Regions from separate parts of the Homo sapiens genome. Here all the other regions are linked to region 2. A link is a contact called in ENCODE Hi-C or POLR2A ChIA-PET data. All regions are on one chromosome and are shown on one strand. The core of a region is the stretch at or near the end of the contact, and the rest is flanking DNA. Distances in the headings are between cores, read along the strand shown.

The links. Hi-C counts contacts between places; a loop is a spot of excess contacts on that map. ChIA-PET counts read pairs that join two places held with the same protein, here RNA polymerase II (POLR2A). Pooled maps may share reads with other maps.
Region 1: a loop to region 2 is called in a map of naive thymus-derived CD4-positive, alpha-beta T cell, with 34 times the contacts of the local background. The contact joins the promoter of SNAPC2 here to the promoter of RFX2 in region 2. A Hi-C loop is called at or near these places in 2 of 168 maps with a recorded cell type or tissue (both naive thymus-derived CD4-positive, alpha-beta T cell) and 10 of 50 pooled maps. POLR2A ChIA-PET finds 5 or more read pairs at or near these places in 1 of 52 experiments (WTC11).
Region 3: a pooled map shows a loop between it and region 2 (7-fold over the local background). The contact joins the enhancer-like site here to the promoter of RFX2 in region 2. A Hi-C loop is called at or near these places in 1 of 50 pooled maps. POLR2A ChIA-PET finds 5 or more read pairs at or near these places in 2 of 52 experiments (H1 and PC-3).

What each region holds. Positions count from the first base shown.
Region 1 is chr19:7,917,006-7,921,633 of GRCh38, reverse strand. SNAPC2 (small nuclear RNA activating complex polypeptide 2) reads right to left here and starts at 1,296. Exons shown (of 5, transcript NM_003083.4): 1 at 1,085-1,296; 2 at 92-211. The coding sequence starts at 1,267. It overlaps TGFBR3L (transforming growth factor beta receptor 3 like), which reads right to left. Exons shown (of 7, transcript NM_001419781.1): 4 at 4,035-4,161; 5 at 3,775-3,933; 6 at 3,505-3,577; 7 at 2,537-2,717. The coding sequence ends at 3,510. RefSeq lists enhancers at 1-68, 1,769-2,268, 2,944-3,819, 3,820-4,628 and silencers at 737-936, 1,017-1,246, 3,509-3,578, 3,699-3,788, 3,849-3,948.
Region 2 is chr19:6,108,881-6,113,327 of GRCh38, reverse strand. It overlaps RFX2 (regulatory factor X2), which reads left to right and starts at 2,828. Exons shown (of 18, transcript NM_000635.4): 1 at 2,828-2,935. RefSeq lists a silencer at 2,507-2,966 and an enhancer at 3,814-4,314.
Region 3 is chr19:7,470,839-7,474,909 of GRCh38, reverse strand. ARHGEF18 (Rho/Rac guanine nucleotide exchange factor 18) reads right to left here. Exons shown (of 29, transcript NM_001367823.1): 29 at 2,432-4,071. Among named protein-coding and RNA genes, the nearest start is that of PEX11G, 16 kb to the left of the region's middle. RefSeq lists a silencer at 1,706-1,755. Within about 2 kb of position 1,814, at least 5 of the 41 ENCODE cell types and tissues checked have a DNase peak (open chromatin) inside an H3K27ac peak, as active enhancers do.

The sequences.
Region 1 (4,628 bases), core at 47-2,546, 1.8 Mb before region 2:
TGGGGATCCCCTAATCAGGTTATCCCCCGCAACTCCCACCTACCCACCAGGGACCTGCCCTGGACAGCCTCACCCTGTTCATCTGCCTCACCTCTATGGGGGCTGGGGGCTGTGCCTCCCGGCGCCTTGGTCCCTGAAGGCCACCCGGATGCACTTTCTGAATGGCCTCCCGGGCTACGCGGCCCTTGAGCTGCTGGAGGAAGACCCGGATCTAGAAAGGAAAGAGGCGGCGGAATGAGGCTTCTATGAGCTCAGGGCTGCAGCAGAGAAGCCAAAGCCCAATCCCTTGTATGCTCTGGGCCCCGCTACTGCGCCTTAGTCTCCTGCTGGCCCGGTGTTAGGAGTCCCAGTGACTGCCAAGGCCCCTACCCCACCCAGAGCGTGACCAGCTACCTAAGGAAGTTGTAAGGCCCAGGCCAGTTCCGGCTCCTTCACGCAGCCAGGGCCCAACCCTATGCTGACTACTACCCCGTTCAACTCCCTTCTTCGTCCCCTCTTCTCTATTCCCTCTCACTTCAAGCTCGTATCCTGTCCAACAGCATGCGTTGCTTTTCGCCCGGACTCGGCAGCATCTTACTCCCAGTTCATTCCGCCCGTTTAGCCCTCGCCTCACCCACGCATTACCCCGAGGCTCGCCCCGCCTTTAAAGCTTGCCCTCATCCCGCCCACGCCCCTCCCACGCCTTACTCCCAAAACGGCCCCGCCCTTAAGTCTTGCTATTAACCCGCCCACGCCCCGCCCCCAGGCTCGTCCTGCCCCTCAAACTCACCCACCCACTCTCCAAACCTCAGCGGCACGCACGCCCCGCCCCCGGCATCGCCCCGCCCCTCCGCTTCACTTATGCCCCGCCCACGTCTAGCTCCCAAGCTCGCCCCGCCCCTAGGTCTTCTCTTCCCGTCCACGCCCCGCCCCTCACCCCGCCCAGGCTCACCCACTAACGCCCCGCCACTCAGCCCCACGCCACGCCCCCGCTCGCTTACATTCCTGGCCCCGCCCCGCTGGCTCCTGCCGCAGCCCCGCCCACTCTCCGCCCCACCCCAGCCCCGCCTCCAGCCTGGCTCCGGTCCCGAGAACCGCATCTCACCTCAGCCTCGCTCCGGCCCCGCAGCTCCCGGGCCAGCTCGGTGGCGTCCGGCTCCGGCTGGCCCTGCCGCGCCTGCAGGAGTCGCACTAGCTGCCGCTTCTCGCGAGCGCTCCAGGTCGCGGGACCGGTCACCTCGCCCAGATAGCGCGCCGGGGCCGCTCGCCGCCTGGGAGGTGGCTTCATGCCGCTCAGAAAGAGGCAGGCGCTGTAAGGTCGCTTCTCCGATGGGCGGAGCTACGGGGGCCGCCGAGGTCAGAAAGAACCGCGCGGAGGCGGACGCGCGTGGGGGCGTGGCTTCGCGTTTGGAGGCCCGGGGAACCGCCCCAATGGAAGTGAAGGGGAGATCGGCACCGGAACTGGGGCGGGGCGAAGGAGACCCTCAGCCTGCACTTTATCTCATTCATGAAGTGGAGACGACACCTTGGATCCCATGCCCTCCCTCTGTTGCTGGACTAACTCATGAAGCTACTACTGTGTGCTTTGCTTCTCGCAGAGGGGTGGGTTCTGGCCGAAAGGTCAAGTCCGAAGATCCAGTCGGTCAAGAGCCTGGGCTCTGGGGTCAGACAGGCCTGGGGACTTTGGGCAAGTGATTTAGCCTTGCCGAGCCTCAGTTTCCTCCTCTGTAGACTGGGGCTGATAGTCCCACTCTTGTCTGTGTAAGGTAGAGTGGAGCTCGGGCAGGAGGGATTTAAGGAGCTCTAGACTAGACTGACAATCTAAGAGGAGGGCGAAGTCCAGACCAGGAGGGAACTGGAGCAGAGGCAGAAGGTCGAAGCGGAGCTAGGGCAGGGTCCGGGCGGGGGTAATGGAGAGCGGAGAAGGCCTGGCTTGAGAAAGATCGCAGGAGGCAGATGGGCAGGTGTCCGGGTAAGGAGAGGAGGGAGGGGGAAGGTTTATTTTAAACTTACGCTTGTGGGGTTGGGTGCCGCTTTTTTTTTTTTTTTAGACAGATTTTTGCTCTTGTTGCCCAGGCTGCAGTGCAATGGCGCGATCTCGGCTCACTGCAACCTCTGCCTCCTGGGTTCAAGCGATTCTCCTGCCTCAGCCTCCCCAGCAGCTGGGATTATAAGCACGCGCCACTACGCCCTGCTAATTCTTTTTTTGTTACTTTTTTTAGTAGGGACGGGGTTTCACCATGTCGGCCACGCTGGTCTGGAACTCCTGACCTCAAGTGATCCACCCACCTCGGCCTCCCAATGTGCTGGGATTACAGGCGGGAGCCACCGCGCCCGGCCGGGTGTCGCTTTCTGTTTGAGACAAAACGCCCTACAGTCTCCCATGGCCTGGGAGTGCACACGGGTATATGGGCATATGGGCCCCGTCCCCAGGCTCCACCCCTGTAAGTCACGATTTCTCAGGAATACCCCCCAAGTCCTGCTCCCAGCTTTCTCCCCAAGCCTCCCCACCTATCCCCCACCCCGCACGTTGCGCGCTCACTGACTGCACCAGAACTTAGCCGGTCAGTCCAGAGGTTTATTTTGAGCACAGGTGGGAGGGACAGGGGGAGGAGAGAAGCGCAGGGGTCGTGGCCTCATCAGGTCCGAGGTCCAGGGAGGCGGGTCCGGTCCTGTTGGTCCTGGTCCCGAATTGGTAGCTGGGTGTATCTCCGGACCATGTTGGGGGCGCACCATCCCTGGGAGGGGTGGCTGAGGCTCAGCGAGGGAGGGGACGCTACGCGGGCCACCTCCCTTCCCAGCAGACCACTAGCCTCTTCCATCGGTCTGCATGCCGGGGTGAGAGTGGGAGCCGGGTCCGAATGCTGAGTTCTCCTCGCCTAGTGCCTCTCCTCACCTAATGCCCCTGGCTCGACCCAAAGCCCGCGCCTGCCGCGGGTGACCCACTGCCTGAGTTCGAATCCAAGCTCCACCCAGTATTGTGACTTTTGACAAGTTACTTAATTCAGAGAATGCCTCATCATTCTCGTCTCTAAAATGGGGATTATAATAGTGTCCGCCTAGAGGTTAAGGGGATTAAGTTAGTTCATAGGCGTAAAACATTTACAACAGTGCCTGGAGGCTGGGCGCAGTGGCTCACGCCTGTAATCTCAGCACTTTGGGAGACCGAAGCGGTAGGATCACCTGAGGTCGGGTGTGCGAGACCAGCCTGACCAACATGGAGAAACCCCGTCTCTACTAAAAATACAAAATTAGCCGGGTGTGGTGGCGCATGCCTGTAATCCCAGCTACTCAGGAGGCTGAGGTAGGAGAATCGCTTGAACCCGGGAGGCAGAGGTTGCGGTGAGCCGAGATCGCGCCATTGCACTCCCGCCTGGGCAACAAGAGCGAAACTCCGTCTCAAAAAACAAACAAACAAACAAACAAACAAACAAAAAAACCACAGTGCCTGGCACGAACTAAGCGCTAGGAAGCGTCACTGTCAGATCTCCTACCTCACCCAGCTCCCTCCACCTCCATACCTACCTTCCTCACTGGGACCTCCTGGGCTGGGGACCGCTGGGCGAGGCTCTCGCGGGCGGGCCAGGGGCGTGGGGCGCTGGAAGGGAGAGGCGAGCTGCAGAAGGGCTGCTGCGCGCCACGCCAGGCTAAGGGCGGCCCCTGGGGGCTGCTGCGGGCATCGCGGAGGCAGGCCTAGCTAGGGTTGATCAGGCCCCGCAGGCGGGATCGCGGCCGCCCCGGGTCCCGACGCGCGGGATTAGACTGGGGGCCCGGCTTGGCGGAGGTCGTCGGTACCTGAGTGCGCACAGACGAGACCCAGCCCGGCGGCCAGCGCGGCGCCCAGCACGAAGGCTGCCAACACCAGCGCCACCACCGGCGCGGGTTCCAGGGCCGCGGGGGCCGGCGCGGGAGGCTCAGGGCGCACTGCACGGCCGGGGACACTCTTGGGCGGCCCTGTGGGAAGTGCCACGCTGAGACTGGGTCCAGCTCCCAGGCGTCCTTCCCACCCGCTCTGCCGCCCCACGGCCCCATGCGGAGGAGGACTGCGTGCTCACTGGGGGGCGGCCGCGGCACGGTGACCACGATAGGCTGCGTCAGCGTGTGCAGGTGGGGGCCGTCAGCAGCCAGGCCCTCGGCGCTGCCACTGCCAGTGTCGGCGCACGCCTCGTCCTGAGGCAGACACTGGGGGAGAGGAAGGTGGGGAAGAGACGGGGACATCAGGGCACCGGGATCGTGGCTCTGGTCCCCAGGGCCCCCAAGAGAGACCTGAGTCCAGCTCTCCACCACAGCCAAGATGGGACCCCTGGAAATCCGGCCCCTTAGGGTGCCCTGAGCCCAGCCCCTACGCATACAAGTGGCTAGCCGCCCAGCCCCTAAGGACCCCAAATCCCAGCCCCACAAGATCGCATGGTCCGCGTCTCCCAGCACCTAGCATGTGAGGCCCAGCACCAGGTTCCCAGAAATGTGTCCCCTTAGTGGCCTTCTGCATCCAACCCCCAGCCCTGAAGGATTCCAGAGCTGTCCATGGGGGAACCCAGTGTCCACACTGTCCCCGGAGAAACTCTGTCGGCAGAGATGGACCCTTGCGCCCCACCTCCCCCAACCCCCAGATCCTCAGACCCCGAGAGTATCCTCTTTCCACTGCCAGA
Region 2 (4,447 bases), core at 1,579-4,078:
TATATATATATATATTAGAGACAGGTTCTTGCTCTGTCTACCAAGCTGGAGTTCAGAGGCACAGTCATAGCTCACCACAGCCTAGAACTCCTGGGCTCAAGCGATCCTCCCACCTCAGCCTCCTGAGCAGCTGGGACTATAGGTGTGCACCACTGCGCCTGGCTAATTTATTTTATTTTTATAGAGATAAGGTCTCACTATGTTGCCCAGGCTGGTCTTGAACCCCTGGCCTCAGACGATCCTCCTGCTGAGTCACTGCACTTGGACCTCAATAAATATTTTTGACTAAATTAATAATTGAATGAAAGGGACTGATTACTGTAGACCACTTGAGCTTAAGAATCTGTCACATGGCCAGGCGCAGTGGCTCCTGCCTGTAATCCCAGGACTTTGGGAGGCTGAGGCGGGTGGATCACTTGAGATCAGGAGTTTGAGACCAGCCTGGCCAACACGGTGAAACCCCGTCTCTACTAAAAATACAAAAATTAGCCAGGCGTGGTGGCGCGTGCCTGTAACGCCAGCTACTCGGGAGACTGAAACAGGAGAATCACTTGAACTCGGGAGGCGGAGGTTGCAGTGAGCCGAGATCATGCCACTGCACTCCAGCCTGGGCGACAGAGACTCTGTCTCAAGAAAAAAAAAAAAATTAGAAGATGATGAAATCAATTTAGCAAATCACCGTCAACATTTTAATTAAAATGAAACAGAACAGGAAATATCAGAGTGCGTTAAAGTATCATTTCACGGTACTTTAGTTACAGTATCATTTGTTTTAGTTATAGATATGTTTGTGTGGACTGAGCCCCTAGGTAAAATGTATTTCCTGCTGTATGCTGTGGTCAAAAATGTTTGAAAACCACCCATCTAGTGATCAAGAGCATGGACTTTGGCACTAGACTACTAGGGTTCCGATCCCTCACAAGCTGTTTGACACTGGGCAAATTCACTCATTCTTTCTGGGCCTCAGCTTCCTGATCTGAAAAATGGGGAAAGGCCGGGCATGGTGGCTCATGCCTGTAATCCTAGCACTTTGAGAGTCCAAGGCGGGCGGATCACTTGAGGTCAGGAGTTCCAGGCCAGCCTGGCCAACATGGTGAAACCCCGTCTCTACTAAAAATACAAAAATTAGCTGAGCGTGGTGGCGGGCGCCTGTAGTCCCAGCTACTTGAGAGGCTGAGGCAGGAGAATCACTTGAACCCGGGAGACAGAGGTTGCAGTGAGCGAGCCAGATCGCACCACTGCACTCCAGTCTGGGTGACAGAGAGAGACTCTGTCTCAAAAAAAAAAAAAGAAAAAACAAAACAAATAAAAACGGGGATAATGCCTAGCATCTTTCTAAAGATGCGATTGTAAGATTTAATGAGTTTGCATATTTAAAAAATGCTTAGATCACTTTCAGGCACATAGCAATTTAATCAGTGCTCACTAATATGATTTCTTGTTGAATGAATGAGTGGGGCTGAAGCCTAATCTCCTGCCTTTTCTCAGTACAAGTTGTTTTCTCCTATTCTTCCAGCCCCTTGTCTCGAATAACTATATGTTTACCTCTTTATTCTGTTTGCTGTCAATGTTCCCTCACTAGAATAAAAGTTCTATGAGGATCTGTCTGTTTCTGTCCTACTCGTAGCTGAATCTACCAGCTTGAGAGGAGGGCTGGTGAGTTTGGCAAACATTTTCTGTAAAGGACCGTATAGTAAATATCTTAGGCTTCGCGTGGGACATGCCGTCTTTGCGCAACTACTCCACTCCGCCCCTGTAGTGTCAAAGCAGCCTTCCAAGCTGTTCAAGGAAATGGGCGTGGCTATGTTCCAATAAAGCTTTATTTACAAACCCAAGCAGGCAGAATTTGACCCGCAGGCCGCAGTTTGCCAATCTTTAAACTAGTTCAAAATACTGGGCCCAATACAATAAAAGAGAGTCTCCTATCAGGTTCACACCCCACAAAAGCTCCTTTTGATAGTTTCTTTTTTTTTCTTTCTTTCTTTTTTTTTTTTTTGAGACGGAGTCTCGCTCTGTCGCCCAGGCTGGAGTGCAGTGGTGCGATCTCGGCTCACTGCAAGCTCCGCCTCCCAGGTTCGCACCATTCTCCTGCCTCAGCCTCCCAAGTAGCTGGGACTACAGGCGCCTGCCACCACGCCCGGCTAATTTTTTGTATTTTTAGTAGAGACGGGGTTTCACCGTGTTAGTCAGGATGGTCTCGATCTCCTGACTCCGTGATCCACCCGCCTTAGCCTCCCAAAGTGCTGGGATTACAGGCGTGAGCCACCGCGCCCGGCCGATAGTTTCTTTTAACCATGTAAAAAATATATATATATTTAAATTTTCAGCTGGGGGTCCGTGAAAAACAGGCGGCGAGCGAGAGTTTGCTGACCCCTGATCAGACTGTTCCCACATGTCCCACACTCCTCCTGTGGGGTAAACGGAGTCCCTTGGGTCCCCTAAAACTGGACTTTCCCAAAACGCGCCACCAACCCACGGCGCCGCGCGCGCGACCGGTTCGCCAACCCTCTGAGCCGCGCGCGCCTCCCGCCAAGACCCGCCCCTCTTCGCGGCCATTGGCCGAGTCTCGCACTCTTTTTCAAGGGGGAACGCCTCCTCCTTCCGACAGACTCTGCAGACAGCCAATGGAACGCCGTAGGGTCTCGCGCCCCGCCCTCTTGGGGGCCCGTTGGAGGCGAGCGTGGGCGGGCCGTTAGGAAGGTGGGGCGCGGAGCCTGGTAACCGTTGCCGGTAACAACGCCCCGCCCCGTCGGGCGGGCGGGCTGCGCGAGGCTGGCTGGCGGCGGGAGCCGGAGGAGGAGCGGCCGCCGCCGCCACCGCCGCCGCCATAGAGACTGTAGCCGTGGAGACTGTTACTTACCAACGGGGACCAACACGCAGCAGCCGCTGCCGCCGCCGCGGGAGCCGCTGCCCGAACTCCCGGCCCGAACTCCAGGTGACCGATGCGACCGCCCCGGGCCCAGCCCGGCCGGGGAGTGTGGGGGGCGGCGGGGACCCCGTTCGGGGGCCGGGGGGCGGGCAGCACGTCCCCGCCGCTCACCCCAAACGTCCGGGTGGTGCGCCCGCGGGACCCGCCTCCGCCACCCCGTCCGCGCGCGCGGCGGAGTTTGGGGGGACCCTGGCGACGTCCCCACTTTCCTTATTGACTGAACGCGGGGGAGGTGCGGTGCCGTCGCCTCACTTTTTACAAAACTTCCTGAGGTTGGGGCGTCCGGGGACCCCTTTCTCACGCTTACCTTCAAACTCGCTGAGTTGGGGGCGCCCCGGGAACGTCTCTCAAACTCCTCAAACTCCCTGAATTGGGGGCGCTTGGGGACCCTCTTCTCACCTTAACCCCCTAGATCTCTGAGTTGGGGGCACCCAAGGACCCCTCTTTTACTCATACCCTCGAATTTTCTGAATTGGGGGCGCCAGGGGACCCTCTTCTCACGTTTACTCCCCAGATCTCTGAGTTGGGGGCACCCAGGGACCCTTCTTTTACTCAAACCCTCGAATTCTCTGAATTGGGGGCGCTTGGGGACCCTCTCCTCACTTTTACTCCCCAGATCTCTGAGATGGGGACACCCGGGGACCCCTCTTTTACTCATACCCTCAAACTCCCTGAATTGGGGCCACCTGGGGCCCTCTTCTTACTTTACTCCCCAAACCTCCGAAATTGGGGTGACCCCAGAGCCCTTCTGTCACTCTTAGTCGCAAACTTCTTGCATCGGGGGGACCTCGAAGACTCCCTTCTCATTTTTACCCCAAATTCCTAGATCTGACTTGTCCCGGGGACCCCCTTTTTAATGGACTCCCAGACATACTGAATTTGGGGGCACCCCTGGAACCTTTTTCTCATTCCTTAACTAAAAGCTGGTGCGTCTGCCCTGGGGAGAACCCCTCTTGCCCTTCTCACCTTTTCATCCCAAACTCCCCGAGCGAGCTTCCCCGGGAACTGTTTCTCACCTTTTTGCCCCAAATCCTCGCGTTCAGGTCGCCTCGGACACCCCCTCCCCTTCTCCCTGTGACCCCATATTCCTGAGTATAGGGGTTCGTGCGTCCGCCAGTCTTTCCACGTGCCCCCAAGATGCCCCTCCGCACGTCCGCAGCTCTCCTCTTAGGACTGATCTGGAAGGGAGAAAAGTTTCACCAACGCGAGTGAAACTTTTTTTTTTTTTCAATTTATTTATTTTGTTAAAGAACCTAAACTGCTCCAGGCATTTTCTCCGAGGTAGTGCGAGTGCGTGTGTGTGTTTGTGGATTTAAACTCCACCCCCTGCCCCCACCGCCCACCAGCGCGCTCGCGGGCGCACACACACACTCACACACACACACTCACTCACACCCCAAATGCTCATTTCTTTCTTTTTCCTCCCTCCGAGAAGCCTCCGCGCTCCCTCGCCACCAGCCTCCGGCTCCGTTCCTTTTGGTTTTCCTCGCTGCACCGCTGGGAAAGTTGGATTTCCCG
Region 3 (4,071 bases), core at 565-3,064, 1.4 Mb before region 2:
CCAAGCCCCCCAGGGCCCATAAGGAGTGCTGAGGAAGGCTGGGGGCATCCCAGTGGAGGGGTCAGCTAGGCAGAGGTCAGAGGACGGCTGGGGTTGGGGTGGAGCAAATCAGAGGGTGGGGGGAGACACACACACACACACACACACACACACACTCCAATGCCCACCATCAGGAGAATAGCAACTGGCCAGTTTTATGTTGTGTGCATTTGACCACAATGAAGAAAAAATAGACCAGGCGCGGTGGCTCACGCCTGTAATCCCAGCACTTTGGGAGGCCGAGACAGGCAGATCACCTGAGATTAGGAGTTCAAGACCAGCCTGGTCAACATGGTGAAACCCCATCTCTACAAAAATGCAAAAATTAGCCGGGCATGATGGTGGGTGCCTGTAATCCCAGCTACTCGGGAGGCTGAGGCAGGATAATTACTTGAACCTGGGAGGCGGCGGTTGCAGTGAGTCAAGATAGCGTGCCACTGCACTCCAGCCTGGGTGACAGAGCAAGACTCCATGTCAAAAAAATAAATAAAAATGTAATAAATTAATTACATCCTTTTTTTCTTTTTTTTTTGAGACGAAGTCTCACTGTTGTCCCCCAGGCTGGAGTGCAATCGTGCAGTCTCGGCTCACTGCAACCTCCGCCTCCGGGTTCAACCGCTTCTCTTGCCTCAGCCCCCAGAGTAGCTGGAATTACAGGTGTTTGCCACCACGCCCGGCTGATTTTTGTGTTTTTAGTAGAGATGGGGTTTCAACATGTTGGCCAGGCTGGTCTCAAACTCCGGACCTCAGGTGATCTGCCTGCCTCGGCCTCCCAAAGTGCTGGGATTACAGGCGTGAGCCACTGCGTCCAGCCCTTTTTTCTTTTTTTTTTAAATTTCATTTCTTTTTTCTATCCCCCAAATTTCCTTTTTTTTTTTTAAGCTCTTATAGACAGGGTCTCACCATGTTGCCTAGGCTGGAGTGCAGTGGCACGATCATAGCTCACTGCAACTTTGAACCCCTAGGCTCAAGCAATCCTCCTGCCTTGGCCTCCTGTGTAGCTGGGATTACAGGTGCACGCCACCATACCTGGCTAATTTTTTTTTTTTTTTTTTTTTTTTTGAGACGGAGTCTCGCTCTATTGCCTAGGCTGAGTGCAGTGGCGCAATCTCGGCTCACCGCAAGCTCCGCCTCCTGGGTTCACGCCATTCTCCTGCTTCAGCCTCCCGAGTAGCTGGGACTACAGGCGCCCGCCACCACGCCCGGCTAATTTCTGTATTTTTAGTTGAGACGGGGTTTCACCTTGTTAGCCAGGATGGTCTCGATCTCCTGACCTCGTAATCTGCCCACCTTGGCTTCCCAAAGTGCTGGGATTACACGCGTGAGCCACTGCGCCCGGCCAACCTGGCTAATTTTTTAATTTTTCTGTGAAGGGGTTTCACTATGTTGCCCAGGCTGGTCTTGAACTCCTGGGCTCAAGCTATCCTCCTGCCTCAGCCCCCGCCTCCCCAAAATGCTGGGATTACAGGGATGAGCCACTGTGCCCGGCCCTCCTTTTACTTTTTTAATATGGCTACTAAAAATGAAAAATTCCACACGTGGCCTGCATCATCTTCCTGGTGGACAGTGCTGCCTGAGAGTTCCCTTTTTGCGCTTCCTAGTGAGCTAGTGATCGACTTTACACCTAGTCCCCTTGTGATGGGAAACCCTCTGTTGAAACAGCAGGGTCCTCGCCTCACTGGACCGGGACTCAGACCAGGTGGAAATGATGATTTCATACTCATGGCCAAGCTGCCTCTCACCCCAGATGGAGGAAGTGAAAGTTCCAGCCTTTGCGGTTATTGTGGATTAAAAGCAAAAAGATTTTCGTGGAGGCGCCACCAAAGCCTGAAGTGTACCCGGTGGGCAGGACCCTCCACAGGCACCTCCACGCCCCACTCCTGCCCTGTGCCCGTAATCCCAGCACTTTGGGAGGCTGAGGCGGGCAGATCACTTGAGGTCAGGAGTTCGAGACCAGCCTCGCCAACATGGCGAAACCCCATGTCTACTAAAAAAATACAAAAATTAGCTGGGCGTGGTGGTGCACACCTGTAATCCCAGCTACTCAGGAGGCTGAGGCAGGAGAAGTGCTTGAACCCGGGAGGCAGAGGTTGCAGTGAGCTGAGAACCTGCCACTGGTCTCCAGCCTGGGCGACAGAGCAAGACTCTGTCTCAAAAAAACAAACAAACCAAAAAAACAGAAACAAAAACAAAAACAAAACCCCCAACAACTCCTGGGGACTGGACCTGAAGGGGTCTTCAGAGCGTTAAGCAGGACACGGAGGGCAGGTGAGCGAGCTGAGGGGCAGGAGCCATGGGGAGCCCCCAACAGAACCTGCTACTCCTGCAGCAACGTTTGGGCAGAAGAAAATCCTCAAATAAAACCTCCAAGAACGTGCACGCCAGTCACCGCTCATCTCGGACACGTTTATTGCTAGAATCAGGTCTTAAGTTCTAAAGCGGGTCAGAAATATCCCGCAGTGAGGAAATGTTGTAATCATTGTAAAAATAATTAGCAGGTGACTAAGATCATGACCACAACTGACAAAGACGTGTGCAGATCCCACGAAAATAGGAACATTTGCTCGACTGTCAACTTTACAAATAAAATCGGGCTCCAACCCAGGAGTGGCCGAGGGGCACTGGCGAGGGAAGGGCTGTCGGCGCTGCCGCCCGATGCCTAGCACGACTGAGACCCCTCTGCCACATGGCGGGGACGCGGGGTTCCCACCGCGTGGCCGAGCAGAAATTCCTTGAACTTCTCCCCCATCCAAGGAATTGTGGCATCTCGGAGGGCTGGACCGGCACACGCCGGCTCAGGAGGGTGCCAGGGTCTGGGAATGTTCTCTTCACAACAGAACAGGAATGTACAGTCAGCTTCTGTAAAGTGCTCCGATACTCAGTACAAAAATACAAAACACTGATGATAAACATGGCACACATGGGATCTGACGGGGGGCGGACAGCGTCGCTGATGGCCAGGGACCGGGCTGGGCAGAGTTGAGGTCGTCGGAGGGGCCAGGAGCCTGGGGACACCTGGCCACTGTGTTCTCAGGACCTTGTCACCAATGGGCTGTATGGCTGTGGGGCTCTGGTTCCCGGTTGGCACCAGCTCCTGCCCCGCCCCCTCCTGAGCCCACAGCACCCAGTGGGCGCCTCTGCCCAGGGGAGCACTTCCTGATGGAGTTTCCCCTCCCTTGTGCCCATCTGTCCCCGAGTGGCGGGAATGTCCCTGTTCACTGTATTCAGCGTCACAGGAGTGCCTCTGCCAGCACAGTGGGAGAAGGGCTGAATCCCCCCGGGATCTGCAGTTCCCAGGACCCTGGGTTCGGGAGAAGGACTTGGCCCTGGCAGGGGCTCACATGTACCCCACTGGGAACAAGGACGATCAGCCAGGACCCAGTCCTACCACCAATGCTTGGGGTGCAGAACAAGGCTTGACATGGGCCCTTTCTCCACCGGAGCTGGATCGTGGATGGATCTCACCACCCTGGGATGTCCCAGCACCTTTGATGCTGCCCAACACCTCCTTCCTCCACCCCTCCAGGGAACGGACCGTAAGCTGCAACAGCTCACTACAAGCGAGGGGCCCGCACAGCGGCCACTTGTCCACTTGCTGCAACGTCTCTAGGTGCATCCTCTGCATGCCCTGGGACATGGCGCTCTCGACAGTCTGTGATGTGCCAGCCCCCACCTGGAAGGTGGGACGCCAGCCCTGGGAGCTCATTTCCCGGGGGCTGAGGACCCTGTGCCCAGGGTGTGTACCCGCCCTGGCTGAAGCTAGAGGCCCGCTCCCCCAGACAGGCTGAGCGTGTGAACAGCAACGGTTGCCCTTGGGAAGCAGAGTTTGGGAAACAGCTGGTTTCAAAACCAATGCCAAGTAAAAAGGGGCAAAGGTCAGCCCCTTTCACGATGGGCTTCCAAACCCACAGAACCTGACTGGAGGGCCACTGATGTTCCCTCAGTGGGCCCTGCCCCGTGGCCCTCTCTGCCCATGCCCCCGTGCCTGGCTCATTCCCTGACCCTGAGGTTCATGGTGAACCTGCGTGGGGC